2 separate regions of the Homo sapiens genome follow, and region 2 is linked to region 1. A link is a loop called in an ENCODE intact Hi-C map of the cell type or tissue named here. Cell type or tissue: GM12878. All regions are shown on one strand. Each heading gives the region's core, and the rest is flanking DNA. Links, peaks and the distances in the headings are about the cores only. Region 1 overlaps TRPM6 (transient receptor potential cation channel subfamily M member 6). Region 2 holds the start of RORB (RAR related orphan receptor B).

The links. A loop is a pair of places that touch in the nucleus more often than their neighbours do. Peaks named below come from ENCODE experiments on the same cell type or tissue, not always from the same donor. Only the 100,000 strongest peaks of a DNase experiment are listed, where the experiment ranks them.
Region 2: a loop joins it to region 1, with 2.3 times the contacts of the local background. A loop is called at or near these places in 1 of 110 quality-filtered maps.

Annotation. Positions count from the first base shown.
Region 1 is chr9:74,739,968-74,748,304 of GRCh38, forward strand. It overlaps TRPM6 (transient receptor potential cation channel subfamily M member 6), which reads right to left. Exons shown (of 39, transcript NM_017662.5): 31 at 7,922-7,947; 32 at 4,128-4,178; 33 at 2,594-2,659; 34 at 1-42. Among named protein-coding and RNA genes, the nearest start is that of TRPM6, 140 kb to the right of the region's middle. In GM12878, for the core only: a CTCF peak has its summit at 3,043; no DNase peak of the experiment used is centred there.
Region 2 is chr9:74,490,158-74,498,497 of GRCh38, forward strand. It overlaps RORB (RAR related orphan receptor B), which reads left to right and starts at 7,178. Exons shown (of 10, transcript NM_006914.4): 1 at 7,178-7,826. The coding sequence starts at 7,820. RORB-AS1 (RORB antisense RNA 1) reads right to left here. Exons shown (of 5, transcript NR_125791.1): 1 at 8,085-8,340. RefSeq lists silencers at 6,814-7,026, 7,022-7,211, 7,116-7,410. In GM12878, for the core only: no CTCF peak of the experiment used is centred there; no DNase peak of the experiment used is centred there; H3K4me3 peaks cover 1,458 bases; H3K27me3 peaks cover 148 bases.

The sequences.
Region 1 (8,337 bases), core at 1-8,000:
GGGAACTCTCCTCCAACCTGTAGACAGTTATTTCTTCTCCTGCTGCAAAGAGAAGTGAAGGCTAGGAATTCAATAAGATTGCCATGTCTGTGACATGAATAGTATCCTAAATATCAATGCAGAATCAGTTCAGTTACCCAAATGACCAGAGGAGAATGGGACTAGCAGGGAACAGAACAGAATAAGGACATGTATCAGGCTGGCCATGTTTCCATGTTATTTATTGTCTAGTAGATGTGGGGAAGGGGAGAAGGGACAAATATCAGAGGATACAAAAGAATTAAGCTGTTCTTACTGTAGACTATAACTGGACAAAAACAAAGTGGTAAGGATATGCTTCTTTTGTTAAAGACAAATACTTCTAAAGAGACGGTTTAACCTGATGGTGTTGCTTATTATCATCCTCCTAAGGAGCCTAATTAGACATTCTTTTCTAATTGTTCTTCTCACAACCTATTAATACAGGTTGCATATCCCTTATCCAAAATGCTTAGGACCAGAAGTGTTTCAAATTTTAGATTTTTTCAGATTTTTGGAATATGTGCATATACATAATGACATATCTTGGGGATGGGACCCAAGCGCAAACACAAAATTCATCTTTTTCATATACACCTTATACATATAGCCTCATAGTAATTGTATACAATATTTTTAATAATCTTGTGCACAAAACAAAGTTTTGACAGTGTCTTGACTCTGACCTGTCACATGAGGTCAGTTGTGGGAGTTTTCCACTTGTGGCATCACATTAGCACTCAAATAGTTTCAGCCTTTGGAGCATTTTGGATTTCAGGTGGATTTCAGCTTGAATTTAATACAAGCTCAACTTGTATTAAAAATATTCTGTATATCTGTTTATGTGTACTCTGTAGATCTGTGCTTTATATCATAAAAAAACTTATTTTTTTCTAGGGGTGATATTACTTCATTGAAAATGCATGGTTTAACTCAGCTGGAGTCAAACAGTACCAATGTCATACCCCAGAGCCTCTCCTTCCTTCCCTTGTGCCTTTGGACGAGTTACTTAAAGCCTCAATTTCCCCATCAGAAAAATGGGGATGAAAATACTGTTCTCATTGGGCTGTTGTAAAGGTTAAATAGGCTAACATGTCTAAAGTGAATTACAACCTCAGATACAAACTCAATCCCACTTAAAGGATTTTAGACACAAAATACTACTTAACTGCTACATAGCTTCCACTTTTAGGCTGTTGAAGAGGGAAAAATTCCTGTTGAACCTAAACACTACCAAGTCAGTGTTTAATGTTTCTTAACAGAGCAACATAATCTATATACAACTTCTGTCCAGCCCCAGCTGGTGTTTCATTTCCCCCTTACACCTTTGCTTCTATATATATATAGAAGCATATATATATATATGAACACGGTACTGGTTTACCAAGAAAGGAATCCATTCTCTCCCTCTTGCATCTAATTCCTCACCAATAAACACATCTAGGTAATGCTCAGTAACAACTTTTCAAACCTTTCAAATATTTATTCTTGGTGCCCAGATAAATGCCACTGAAGATCTCTTTGGAGTTCTAAATCCCTAGAGGCTTTAGAGCAGAGCTATTGATTTGCAAAGCCAGCCATGGGGCCAAATGGAAGGGGAAGGCATCTGCATTAACAATCAGAAGCCAGGCCGGTGCGGTGATTCTGTAATCCCAGCACTTTGGGAGTCTGGGGCGGGTAGATCACCTGAGGTTAGGAGTTTGAGACCAGCCTTAGTAACATGGTGAAACCCCATCTCTACTAAAAATACAAAAATTAGCTGGGCGTGGTGGTGCACGCCTGTAATCCCAGCTGCATGAGAGGCTGAGGCAGGAGAATCACTTGAACCCAGGAGGCAGAGGTTAGAGTGAGCCAAGATCCCGCCATTGCACTCCAGCCTGGGCAACGAGAGTGAAACTCCATCTCAAAAAAAAAATAAAAATAAAAATAAATAAATAAAAACAATCAGAAGCCAACCTGGTCTGCCCCCATGTGAACAGTGTGAGAAGAATCAAGATCAAGGACACTTTGGGGACCCTTGCTATATTGTCAACTTGCTCATGTCTTATCCTGCCAGACAGAGAAATTTTGATAGCTTTAGCCAGGGTGAGATTGTTTTTCTTTACTACTCCAGACTTTTAAAATGACATTTGCAGTCTGAGATAAGAGCAATTAGTGTACACAAAACAAAATAAACAAAAAACAATACACAAAGCATTTCTCTTCAGATGCCTGTTGGCTTTCACCATATTGACATTTATCGCTTTCTCCTGTGCTTATTATAAATGGTTGGTTTGTTCTTTTCTTTCCTACTTACTTCCAGCCTTGAGTCAGTGAATGCCAGGTGCAATATTATTGCTTTCTTCCCAACTGCTGCTCATTATAGGTCTTATTCCCATAGTATTAGCTTTTGTCCCTGAATGCTGGCCATGACAGTTAACAAGAATTTCCATTTTAGGAAATGAATCTCACTAAACTACAACTATCAACAAAACAAAATTTTCAACTAAAATAATGCAATGTGGTTTCCTTTGATTCACTCAGATTTTATGCCTCTGTCCTGGCATAAACTCAAGAAGGTAGAAATGCTACTCACCAAACAGTTGGACTGGTGTAAATGGTATGGTCTGAGAAAGCCTCATTAAATTATTCCTTTCAATGGCTGCAAACAAAAACAGATTTTCTATTTTAAGTATGCATCAGTGGCTGAATTTACAGAAAGCCTCTCCACATCAATATATTCATATAATGCTATTTAATTTCAAAGACCTCTTATTTTTGCCATTATCAAAAATATAATCTATAATACAGTCTTAAAAATAAACTATGCCTTAAACAGGAAAGAAATCCCAATTTTAGAGGCATTTAATATGAGATTATGTCACATGGTCTGAGGTAGGACTATCACCTCCACTCTCCTGAATACCAAATCACATACTAATCCATACATATGTGGAACTTTCTTTTAAATGGCATTTTAATCCGTGGACTTTGGTTTTCCTTTCCGAAGCAAATCCAAAGCACGGTGGGCTGTGGGGACACCTACTGTTCACTTTGCACAGTTCATCTTCTTTTTCCAGAGAGAGCCGAAGACCGATTTTAATTAGAAGCGAGTGATCTGCATTTTCCTGTTAAGAGCTATAGCCTAACAGATCAGAGTCAATATGAGTTACAGTATTCCTCACTAGAGACTTTCTTAAGTTGACAGCTGGAGTCAAAATAATAGATTACTGCCGAGCTGAAAGACTCAGTTGTAAGAGCCTGGGTTGAGGAGTCTGGAATCCACTGCAACTCTATTCACTACAAAGGAGAATTCAGGATAAGGCAATCTATTACTAGACCCTGAACAAACAACCTTATATAATTATAACAGTAATTATCGCACCAATAAGCTCTTACTCATGTATTGAGCTTTAGATTTGTAAAAGGCTTGCCCATGTATTATCTCATCCAATGCTGAGAGCAATGACTCCCAAGAAACCATCCAATGGCACAAGTCCAGTTGGTTTTTATATTGCTTTGCATTTCAAAGTGTTTTCCTCTTAATTCTCAACTAGCCCTTTGGCAGACTGTTCCTCAGGAAGGGCAAGTACAATTATTCCCACTTTGAAAGAAAGACAACTGAAGCACTGTGAAGTGATGTTGCTTAAGAGAGTCAAGACCCTTGACATCTTTGTTTAATAACATCTTTGTTGAACTCACTTTGTGGGGTTGGCCTTCATTCAGTGATCATACTCACTGAGGCCCCATTGAGGGTACAAAACCCTCCCTCAAGGAACTACTTTCAGGTCTGCCTTTTCCCCAGTCCAAAACATTGAGATCTCTGGCTTGGGGCTGCTTTGAGCGTGCAAAGAATTTTTAGATTTCAAGGTCATCTTTCTACTTTGCAATCTGGAACTTGAGAATGCAAACATTTTGCAAAAATGCAAATTCTCTTAAATTCTGAAAACTTGTTTTCCCAAGTCAATGGCAAAGTTAGAAATTGGAATGTTCTTCCCATCAAAGTGAACAATAACTTTTCAAGTCGCGAGCCATGTCAGTAACACAGAATTTGTCAGTGTTTCTGTTTACAAATGCAGAAGCACAGACATTTAGCTCAGCTGACATGTCTATGTGCATATGCATCCTACCTGAATAATGATGGTGAGGCTCTTGAGGGCTTTTTAAGGAGGCTGAGATCTCTGAAATTAGAGAGGAGATTGGCATTTTAATTACATGGCTGGAGATAAATACATGTTTATGAATATATTGCCTTCAAAGTTATTATTGAACAGGTTAATCAGAATGGCTTCTCAGTATTCGAAAAAGCTTGCCTAATATTTTTTAACCACAGTATTGCGCATGGTATCCTGACAGCTTCCAATCATCAATGTAATATCTCCAAACATATTTATATAGGGAATTGAAGAAAGGCAGGTAATATTAGCCTCAAAGATGTATTTCCTCTGAATCAATTACACCTCTGGGTTGCAGAAGGCACTCAGCTGCCCATCATACTTCACGACATCCCAGAAGCATGATTCTCTGAGCTCCCTACCAAGATGCAGTGCCCGTAGAAAGACAGTATTAATACCAAGTTATTAACAGACTACTTCACTGACCTAAAATAACAACAAAATGCTGAAAACACATTAAAAGCTATATACTGGAAACAAAGAAGAGGGTGGATAATATAGCACCAAGAGATTTGTTTGGTTATACAAGGACTATGTGTTGGGAACACCTCTTCCAAGTTTAACTCATTCTCTTCTGTCTGCTCCAGTCCTAAATTACAAGGCTCTAGAGAAATCCCTTGCAACAGTTTTGCTATTTCATAAAATCAAAATTAAAGTGGAGAACTTTGGTCTCATGATGGCAACTGTTTTATACCTCGCAGAGTAAGCAGCATAATGAGCCCAATTTCGCAGATCTCTCTGGGTTTTTGTTGCTGGATAAGGAAAGGAACGAGAATCACTTCCTTTAGGGAGTGTTGGCAAAAAGTAAGATCAGCAGAAAAGACTGTTTCTTTCTGAAGTCATCAATAAAAACAAAAAGTATTCCTCTCCCACTATGGATCATACTAGGCATGAGAGATATGGGTAAGGTGTGGTTCCCACCCTACCGAAAAGCAAATGTATTAGGAGAGAGAGACAGGTAACTATAATCACAATACAGTTAAAGTAATATACGTAATAAAGGTATATACAGAGGTTTATGGAACACATTAATTCCACCTGGAAGGTAGGGCCTTCATAAACAGTGTGAAATGCTTAAAGTGTATGGGCATCTGAGTCTGATAAAACTGAGTTTCAGTCCTGGCTTCACTGCTTAAGGAGCTGTGAGACCACATTGGTATTTATTCAATATACATTTATTGAGTACCTACTATGTGCCAGGCACTGGTCTATGCTCAAGAGGAAGAGCAGTAATCAAAACAGATAAAGTCTCTAGTTCCATTCTAGTAAAAGGAAATAGAAAATAAATATATAGTGCATATAGTATAGTGTGTGTGTGTGTGCGTGTGTGTGTGTGTGTGTGTGTATGCATCAACTTAAGAGAGTTAGAAAGCATGGGGAAAGGAAAGTTGCTGTTTTATATAGGGTGGTTAGGCAAAGCCTCTCTCATAAGGTGAAATTTGAGCACAGAGTTGAAGGAAGAGAGGGGCAGCAATATGTATAAATGAAGAGTATTCCAGTGATAAGTAACAGCAAGTGTGAATGCCCTGGGGCAGGTCCATGCTTGTCATGTTTAAGGAGAGTGTAGCCACAGTGAAATGCACTGACAGAAATGAGGTTGAGGGGTGGCTGGAAAGCAGAACAGAGTATTGTAGACTCTGTTTGGACTTTGCTTTTGCAAAGTGAGGAGGAATGCCATTTGAGCAAGAGTGACTCAGTTCAACTTTCAGTTTAAAAGGATTATTCTGGCTGTTTCTGGAAAAAAGACTACTAGAGAACAATAGTTTGGAGGCCATACTATAATCCAAGGAAGAGATTACAACTGCTTAAAAATGGTATTATGGCCAGGCGCGGGGGCCCACGCCTGTAATCCCAAAACTTTGGGAGGCCGAGGCGAGCAGATCACGAGGTCAGAAGATTGAGACCATCCTGGCTAACACGGTGAAACCCCATCTCCACTAAAGATACAAAAAATTAGCCGGGCGTGGTGGGTTCCTGTAGTCCCAGCTACTCGGGAGGCTGAGGCAGGAGAATGGCATGAACCCAGGAGGCAGAGCTTGCAGTGAGCTGAGATCGCGCCACTGCACTGCAGCCTGGGCGACAAAGTGAGACTCCATCTCAAAAAAAAAAAAAATGGTGTTATGTGGAAATGGCAAAACATTATCAGAGTCTTGATATATTTTGAAAGATTTACTGATAGATGGGATGTAGGGATGTGAAAAAATGGAAGACAAGTATTCCAAGACTTTGGCCTGAGGAACTGGGAGGATAGAGTTGCCATTTCCTGAGATGAGAGAGGACAGTGCTGGAACATTTTGTTTGAGACACCTTTTAGACCTCCACATGGAGATGTTACTATGTGGTCAGTCATATTCTGCAAGGCAGAAATAATGAATGAAAGGGATCATGCCTATGGGCCTGGAAATTTGAATTGAGATCCAGCTTTCAAGAGCATTGAGGAAAAACTCAGGGGTTTGCAGTCTACCTTTGGGTAACAGGGAGCCATTGAAGGCTTCTACCTGAGTGATGATTTAGCATTCATAAAGATAATTCTGATAGAAACATAGGAAAGTTTAAAAGGAGACAAACCAATCAGACTAAGACAAACTCAAGGGCAAACGAAAGCATACACTTCTGTTTTGGAAAATAAATAATGGTGGCTTTAAGGCAGGAGCAGTAGGGTAGACCAAACAGATCACTCTGAAGATGAGGGGGTGGGGAGTGGCGGGGGAGGGACGGAGTTAGAAGGCAAGGTTAATAGCTAAGAGCAATGGGGTGGGAAGGAGATTGTAAATGACTTAAGATTTCCAGCTTGCACGAAGGAACAAGAGGCTCTCAGAAAGACCAAAATAAGTCGACAAAGAAGTAGAACAGCCAAAGAAGAAGAGCCTCAAGGAAACATAGAAAAGAGAGGGTGCCATGAAGGAAAAATGGCCAATATCAAATGCCATGAGTTCAACAAGAACTGAGAAGAGTCAAGTGAGTTAGCAGTTGTAGTGGAGTTTCAGAAAAGTGATGGGGCACACCCCATGGGCTAAAGATCAAATGTTAATTGCTCTTTCAATTAATTTGGAGGTGAAGGGTTGGAGTGGTAGCTTGAAAGCTAGGTAAATCAAGAAAAAGACTATTTGTTTCCTTTGTATAGAAACAACCTAAATTTGTTAGTAGGCTGAGGAGAAGGAATCAACTGCAAAGGAGGTGGGGGAGTACTGGAAACCCAAGAAAGTGTGATGGAACAAGAACACAGAAGATGAAGGTGCCTTTACATCAAGGAGTCAAGAATATGGAAAGGAGTTTGTAAATTGTAGTCAAGTTTGAGAGTAATTATAGTGGCTTTACCAGGGAGCTGTCTCACATGACCTAATCCTATTTAGCCATTTGGGGCCCCAGATCTTACTAAAACCCTACAGGAAAAGGCACCCATATAACAATCTTATAAATGGCTCTTAATGAGTAATGTGTGAAAAAACAAAAGGACAGTAAGAGTTGGTGAGCAAAATGAGCTCAGTGGTTATACTCTCATTCACACAGAAAATGGAGAAATAACAGTCAGAAACAGTCATTCAAAAAGTTTTAAACCAGACATCAATCCCAATTTGTCTGAAGAAAGATATTCAACTTTCTACTCTTCTACTGAACTTTCTACATTGCATGATGGACAAAAATCATAAATACAATTTCAAGAATGACAAAAATATCAGCAGGACAGTGAACCTCGCATTAAAAAGATGAAAAAATAAAAAATAAAATGTTTAAACAGAAAAACTTACTGTCAACTCCAATTGAACTTTTCAGCCTGTTTGAAAAAAAAATGAAGTTGTTTAGATAATGCTGCCTTAAATCTTACAGTTATCAAAAAAAGGAAACAGCACATGGAACAGTAACAACACAAAGTATATATTTTATATACATGTGAAATACATATACAGTCATGTACTGCCTAATGATGTTTTGGTCAACAACAGACAGCATATATTACAATGGTCCCATAGATTATAACAGAGCTGAAAAATTCCCAACACCTAGTGATGTCTTAGCCATCATAATGTCACAGCGCAATGCATTACTTATGTGTTTGTAATTATGCTGGTGTAAGTAAGCCTACTGTGCTGCCAGTCATATAAAAATATAGTACATACAACTATGTACAGCACATAATACTTGATGATCATGATGGATGACTATG
Region 2 (8,340 bases), core at 321-8,320, 250 kb before region 1:
GCAGATCTGGGGACAAAATCAGTTTTTGTTTGTTTTTGTTGTTGTCCTGTTTTATTTACTCCCAAACCAATACATTTAATCATCACTATATGTCAGTTGCCTTGAAAGGAAAAACAATATTTCATGCATTTTTTTAGTGTGGCCATAATGAGATCTGGAGATATCTTAGCAAATATGTGAACCAAGTTTTCAAAAAGAAAGAATTATTACTTATATCAATTTATTTGTGGCAATTAGTCAAAGTTATCAATTCACTGAACAAACTTACTAAGCATGTGCTACCTGTCAGACATCATTCGAGGCACTGATAATATAATTCAAAATACAAGAAGTGGTTACTGCCTCCTGCAGCTATTAATAATATTAATTATAAATTAATTGAGTTCCTTCATTAGATAATAAAAGAAAACAAACAAATAATCATAAATTCTGATATACACTATAAAGAAAACAGAGATTTTTTGATAAAGAATTATAAACTCTTAGGTGGTATTATGAGAGACGATTTCTCTGAGACCGTAACATTTAAGCCAGCAGAGCTTTATAATCAACAGGATAATTCTATTATGCACTGCCCGAACAGGAACACATTCAAAAATGAAAGGGACACTTTTAATAATTATGCAGGGTTTCAGGGCAAACTATAATATGTATGCACCCTACTTCTAAGCCACGGTAAGGAGTATGGGTTATTTTCTAAATGCAATAGGAAGACACTAATGTGTTTTAGCAGGGCAATGTTTATTATCTGATTTTAAAAGTTCTAATGCCAGTTGGGAAATTAATGGGGTGAGAGGCAAGAATAGAGATAGAGAAAATATTCTAAGAATATTATACCCATCTAGGCAGGAGAGGAACAGTAGCTTAGATTGATAAGGCAGTGAAGGTATAGAAAAGTAGCCAATTCAAGATAAATTTTAAAGACTATCAGCAAGAATAGTGAAGTTATATAAAATATTACTTTTGCATTTTAATTCATATTTTAAGAAATATACAAGAAATTATCCTAAAGCCTTGTCAGTTGATCTGGAAAGGAACTTCTCAACCTTATTTACAGAGCTGTAAACATGAAGAAGAAATTATTCACCTGTATCAAAAACCATAAAGTAAAAAAAAAAAGAAATTAGCCACTAAATTATCTTCCCTTTCTTCTCTACCAACTTCACTTTTAGGGTTTTTTAAAATCTAATGTTTATCAATTTGTAAGTTTGCATACATTTGTTATGAAGGCTACTAATCTTTCATCTGTCACATGGGCAGCAAATATTTTCTCCAGCCTATTGATTTTGTTTTGGGGTCTTTGCCATTTAAAATACTTACTTTGTGTATAGGAAAATATACCTAACCTTATGGTGTCTGGGTTTCCTGATGCAGACAAGTTTGTCCCTATTTAAAATATCATATAAATATACACAAAAATGTAATTCTATTATTTTATGTACTTATTTGTTCACATTTAAATCTAATATTGGCTCTATTCTCCTTGGTGTTTCTGAATGTCATAAATTTTTTGAGACAGAGTCTCGCTCTGTCACCTGGAGTGCAGTAGTGCAACCTCAGCTCACTGCAACCTCCACTTCAGCCTCCCAAGTAGCCAGGATTGCAGATGCCCCCCACCACACCTGGCTAATTTTTGTATTTTTGGTAGAGACGGGGTTTCACCACATTGGCCAGGCTGGTCTTGAACTCCCGGCCTCAAGTGATCCACCCGCCTCGGCCTCCCAATGTGCTGGATTACAGGCGAAAACCAACACTCCTGGCCTGAATGTCATAAATCTTTACTTTCACCTCTAACCAATTCCCAAATCTCCAGTTCTATCTATAGCCAACTAGCTGCTGTACATTGTCACTGATATGCAAAATTGAAAATTAATGTCAACATTTTCCCCTATTTAAACAAGAATCTGCTCTTCCTTCCTTATATACTTATTAGATTATTGGGATAGGCATTCTATAAGCCTCCTACTGGTGAAGCTTTGGTTTGACTTCTCCCTCCCATTACCCAACACTCTGCCCATCAGCACCACTGGTCTAATCATGCATTAGATGTCATAGCTTCTGCCTGCAAAATGTGTCGTGCAACCAACCTTTTCATTTTTCCCCCTTTTTCCTGGTGCCAATTTAATTCAGCCTTACATTATTTACAACCTGAAATATTTATTGCAGAAGTATTTTCCTAAACTCCATGGTGGACCAAATTAGGCCATTACTGTTTCATAAATTTTTCACAATGTCCTTTTATTTTTAAAGTCAAAATTCACTCTTCTTTATTTAATGTCATTTAGTGATGAGAATGTACATATGTAATACTGTGTGGTGGACGAGGGTTTAAATGTCCATTTATTTATTCACAAGTGTATTTTAAACATCTACTATTTATCAGGCAAGAGACTCTAGATTCTGTGGATTGAGCACTGAAAAAATAAAATAAAATGAAGAAAGTTCCTGCACTCACGAAACACGTTTTAGTGGCTACACCTGGGTTTGAATCTTGGATCCAGCATTTTACGATTTGTGATCTTAGGTGAGTTAACTTTTTTAAGCCTCTGTTCTTTTAGCCATAAAATAATTTTTTAAAAGATGGGGAGGAGGAAGAGATATAATGTATAACATGTAGACTCTTGTAAGAAATAGAAATTAGATAGGTTGAGAAATCATGTGATTCATCCAATAAATGTTGGCTCTTGTTTTTTCTGACCTGTATGTTTTGTCTTTGTTCCAAAGCTAGCCTTACCTCTCCCACATACTGGGGTTAATTCATGCTTTGGCCCTTATCACCTTTTCCAATTTATTTCAAAATTACATGCTCTATTTTAATATTTGCTTTCTTTTTTTTATTTTGAAAACTTATTGAACTTGCATCTACACTTTAAAATGAAGCAGAACTTAAAGAACTCAAAGATTATGAAGAAGACTCAGTACCTGGGAATAAAATTGAGAATAGGGCTGGGTGTGGTGGCTCACGTCTGTCATCTCAGCACTTTCGGAGGCTGAGGCAGGCAGATCACTTGAGGTCAGGAGTTTGAGAACAGTGTGGCCAACATGGTGAAACCCCGTCTCTACTAAAATACAAAAATTAGCCAAGCATGGTGGTGGTCACCTGTAATCCCAGCTACTCAGGAGGCTGAGGCAGGAGAATCACTTGAACCCAAGAGGTAGAGGCTGCAGTGAGCTGAGACTGTGCCACTGCACTCCAGCCTCCAGCGAGACTTCCTTTCAAAGAATAAATAAATTAATTAAGAATAGTAATAAATATGAAAATAACTAAATTTTAGCTTCCTTTTATGACTATATAACCAATCTCAACCATTATTTTTTGCTTCCCCAAATTAGGAGAGTTTAAAATGCAGATTCTCCCCACTCTCCTCTTCCCATTCAATAGAAACTGAGAAAGAAGGATCTTATTCAGGTCTTCACTCCATTTGTGATTCATATTCAGTGGCTGAAAGGTTAGAAAGCATTCACTCCACCAATAATGATCAAGCACCCATAAAGTACCAGGAGCTCTTACAAACTCTAGGGAAATCCTGGCTCCTGTTGTCATGAATTTTGCATTCTCAGGTAGGAAATGTGGCTCTGATGCCTGCTGGGGCAGTGGTAGCAACCTTTAGTCCATGTGAATGCAGGCATCCCTTGGTATGCACGGGGGATTGGTTCCAGGACCTCCCACCGATACCAAAACCCACAGATATTCAAGTTTCTGCTATAAAATGGTGTGTAGTATTTGCATGTAACCTATGCACATCTTCCTATATACTTTGCATCATCTCTAGATTACTTATAATGCCAATGTCAACACTATATAAATAATTATTATACTGTATTGTTTAGGGAACAATGACAAGAAAAATATCTGTACATGTTCAGTACAGACACAATTTATTTTTGCTCTGCTCTTGGTTGAATCCACAGTTGTGGAACCCATGGACATAAAGGCCAACTGTACACTTAGAGCTACAGAGGATCTTGGAGGTAATCTAGACAATTTCTACCCTAGTATAGAAATCTGTATACTAGAGCATCTCTAACAGAACCTTTCATTCAACCCTTTTTTGGATGCCTTCAGCAACAGGGAACTCAGTACTTCCCTTCCCACTTGTAAAAGGTTTGAATGTTAAAAGTTCTTACATTTTTCTGGCTTTTCTAATATTTAATAGCAGCTTTATATCTCTTTCCCAATTTTCACAGCCACACAGCTCCCTAAATAGAGTTAAACATAACCAATCTTTCAGTCATTCCTAAAAGTAACATTGTTATCAGTATTGCTAATGTCCATTCAAGAGTCTTAATTATTTAAAATATTCCCTGACCAGTGAATATTCTGACTTATCAGCTCAGAATAACATGAACTATGACTTCCTGTTTAAGCCTTTTAGGATTGAAATAATCCTAAATGCCATGGTCACCCTACCTGGTTGGCTTATATTAAAACTTTGCCTCTTTCAGGATATTTGTTGTCATTCCTATTCTGTGGTACAGCTCAACCTGAGGGGTGCTAATGTGTCAGAAAAACAGGTAAGCAGGCAAGCCTAAGTGGAATCTGATGTCAATTCTTGAGATTGAGGACAGTGCTATGTGACTGATTGTCATTTAAATTAATCAACATGCAACTGTCAACTTAGAAAATCCTTCAGGCCCAGAGTGAAAAGCAGAGTTTCAAGCTTATAGGAAACCAGACATAATCATTCAAATAAAATTACTGATACCGTACTTCATATGAGCTAGGACATTACAGTAATGTATTATTATTATGCCACTTGAAATATGATTATTTGCTGGCAGATAGGTTACAAAACCATCAGATTATATATATGTGCTTTGTGAGTTCTTAGAAAATACTGACTTCTTTCATTCAAATTCTTAATATTTATTTTAAATAAATGGGCTCCATTCAGTGAAATAAATGTGAAAATTATTAGAAATATTCAACAAACCAGTTTTTAAATTTTTAGAAAGATCCAAAATGTCCCAGGCCGCCACATTATAACCAATGATTAGCATTTAAAGAGAAAATACATACTTTTGTATCACCATATATAGAGATTATATACATAGTTTTGAAAAATGAAATAATATAGTCTTCTAATTAATAATTTCTCCAAAAATACTCAGAAGGAATTAAGAAATATGTTCTAAGCAAAATTATGCCTTGCTGAAACCACAAAATAAAGAGAATATAAAAATGTATGGGGGGGTAAATACTTTTTATACACGTGTTGACTACCTTTTTCAAGGATTACAGATATTGCAGCATTAAAAAAAAATTCAGAATTCAATAAATGTTTAGAAAGTTAAAATTACATAAATGTTTAAATTTTTGGATTTTGAAATTCCTGTTCACTCTAAAGAGAAATAGAAATCTAAAATGATAACAACAACAATAATAATTAGACAATGTTTACAAAGCCTTTGGAATTTTCAATATTCTTGTGTCTCTGCTTGAAGCAACAAAATTAAAATGATATAGTCACAATTTGTTTCTTGACTATTTTATATTCAGTAATTTTTAATGAAGCAACTAAATTAGGCATAACTTTGTACAGCTTTAACATAGTTATGATGAATATATTTTACTTGATTAAAAATGATAAAACCAGGGAGCCTTAAATATTATCTTAAAAGATTAACTACTGTGTCAATTACAAATCTAGGAGAAAGATATTTATAAAGGAATAACTATTCTAAACAGTAACTTCCTTTTGTTCATTTCATTTAATTAATGACTCAATCAACTTTCACTCTTAATACTAAAATTTTCCTAAATTACACATTGGTTTGCAAATGGGATGGCATATAGCAGGGCTACGTCAATTTAATACTGGTGAAAATTCAGCAGATAATTCATTTTTCATTTAATCAGGAAGGAAAAAACTACTTGGCAGTGTAGAGCGACCTAATTAACTAAATAACTGCCAATTCTACATTGTACTTTGTGTTACATGACATATCATGAATAAATACCAGTCAAAAATCAAATTATTTGGATACTTAAATGATGATGAGGCCTGCTGTGCCAACAGGTATGCTAATGAGTAGACATCTCCCAGCCTCAAGACTGAGTGAATGAGGCAAATATTTTCACCTCCCAATCTTTTAGGGTGTTCAATTAACTCAAGTATTTAAGAAGTTCCCTACTATTGGGAAGGAAGTAGATGTAATCATCTATATGCTTATTTTGTCAACTGAGTTGGAAAAACTTGCAAAGGAACAGTTTGGATATATGTATTAGATTTTTATCAAAATACAAATAAATGGTCATAGATGACAATTTTCACCTAAGGAATACAAGTAAGTTTATCTATGTTCAGTTACCAATCGCCTCTAACTAAAGTTAACAATGTCTTCCTTCTAAAACCTTTCTAAAGAGCACCCTGCAATCACACCTTCTAGCAACAGCCATTTCTCTTGAATTAGTAAGGTGGCTACACCGCCAATTTGAGCTGTTCTCCTTCAGTCCTGTAGTCCATCGCCAGGGGAGTCTCCAAATGCTAATAAAAATCAATTTCCCAGACAAAAGAACATATACACGTTTTTTTCTTTCTTTCTTTCTTTTTTTTTTTTTTTTAGAAGAGGGTCAGGGAGCATCTGACGGACGTTTTTAAAGGAAGGGGACAGCTACTTCCATGGGACTGCATTTTAGTTGTGCTAAAAGTGATGAAAGTGGGTTTGCATTATTCTACCACCAACACCCAAACCACCTGCCCACGGAAACCCCCGCCGGAGACCGAAGTTTACCCAAATAGCGCTCGGCAAAGCGCTGCCATAAATTCAAAACTAACTCTGCCGGGCCCGCGGGGGTTGCGAGACAGGGACCGAACGTGAAACCCGGGGAGCCCCGCGTCTCTTGCCTCCGAAGGTTTTCCGTGATCAGTGTCCCCTTCTCTGCTGGAGTCGGAAGTGCCTGTCACCTGCGGATCTGCCCGACTCTCCCGGTCGGCCCTTCTTCTCTGCCCAGTTCGGACAGTCTCGAATTCCCCGTCGCAGCCCCGGCCACCTCGGACTCCCTGGTCCCCAGCCCCCGCCCCACCCCCCGCCTCCACCACGTCCCCTCCCCGCGGTCCCAGCCTCTCCAGGCGCTGCTGGGCTCTGATTGGCGGCTGCGCTGACAGCAGGCGGGGCCTGGAAGTCGCGGCCAAGCCCGCCCTCGCGTATAAGCCCCTCTCAGCGCTCTCTCTCCATCTCTCCCCTCTCTTTCTCTCTCGCTGCTCCCTTCCTCCCTGTAACTGAACAGTGAAAATTCACATTGTGGATCCGCTAACAGGCACAGATGTCATGTGAAAACGCACATGCTCTGCCATCCACACCGCCTTTCTTTCTTTTCTTTCTGTTTCCTTTTTTCCCCCTTGTTCCTTCTCCCTCTTCTTTGTAACTAACAAAACCACCACCAACTCCTCCTCCTGCTGCTGCCCTTCCTCCTCCTCCTCAGTCCAAGTGATCACAAAAGAAATCTTCTGAGCCGGAGGCGGTGGCATTTTTTAAAAAGCAAGCACATTGGAGAGAAAGAAAAAGAAAAACAAAACCAAAACAAAACCCAGGCACCAGACAGCCAGAACATTTTTTTTTCACCCTTCCTGAAAACAAACAAACAAACAAACAATCATCAAAACAGTCACCACCAACATCAAAACTGTTAACATAGCGGCGGCGGCGGCAAACGTCACCCTGCAGCCACGGCGTCCGCCTAAAGGGATGGTTTTCTCGGCAGAGCAGCTCTTCGCCGACCACCTTCTTCACTCGTGCTGAGCGGGATTTTTGGGCTCTCCGGGGTTCGGGCTGGGAGCAGCTTCATGACTACGCGGAGCGGGAGAGCGGCCACACCATGCGAGGTAAGCGAGTCTGCGGGCACCGAGGCTCCCCGAGTCCGGCCAACTCCAGCCAGACGGGGAGATGGGGGAGGGGAGGGCACCCAGCAGAAAGGGAAAGAGGTTGCCCAGGCGCAGTTCCCCGAATTCGCTCTCGCAGGTGGGGCTGCAAATGGCCTGGGCGTAGAAAGTTGCGGGAAGGTGTTGATGTCTTTCGGGAGTTCTGGAGGGACGCGGGAGGGCGCTTTTTTGGAGAGGGGAGACAGGCTAGTTGGTTCTTACCAGTCCTTGAGTTGCACTGAATCTTTTTTGCTTGTCGCTCTCGGGTGCGGAAGCGGACGCGGGATGGAGAAAGCCGAAAGAGGGATGCCTCTGGACAGGAGCAGTTTGGAAGCGCCCGGCGCGCAGTGGTCGCCGGCCGGGTTTGGGCGCGCGGGGCGCACCGGCCGGGGGCAGGGTGGACACGCGCGGGCACACACTCGCCAGGTTACGAGGCCCACTAAGCGTCCTGGCCAGCAGGCATGTCCCTTCGCTGGAG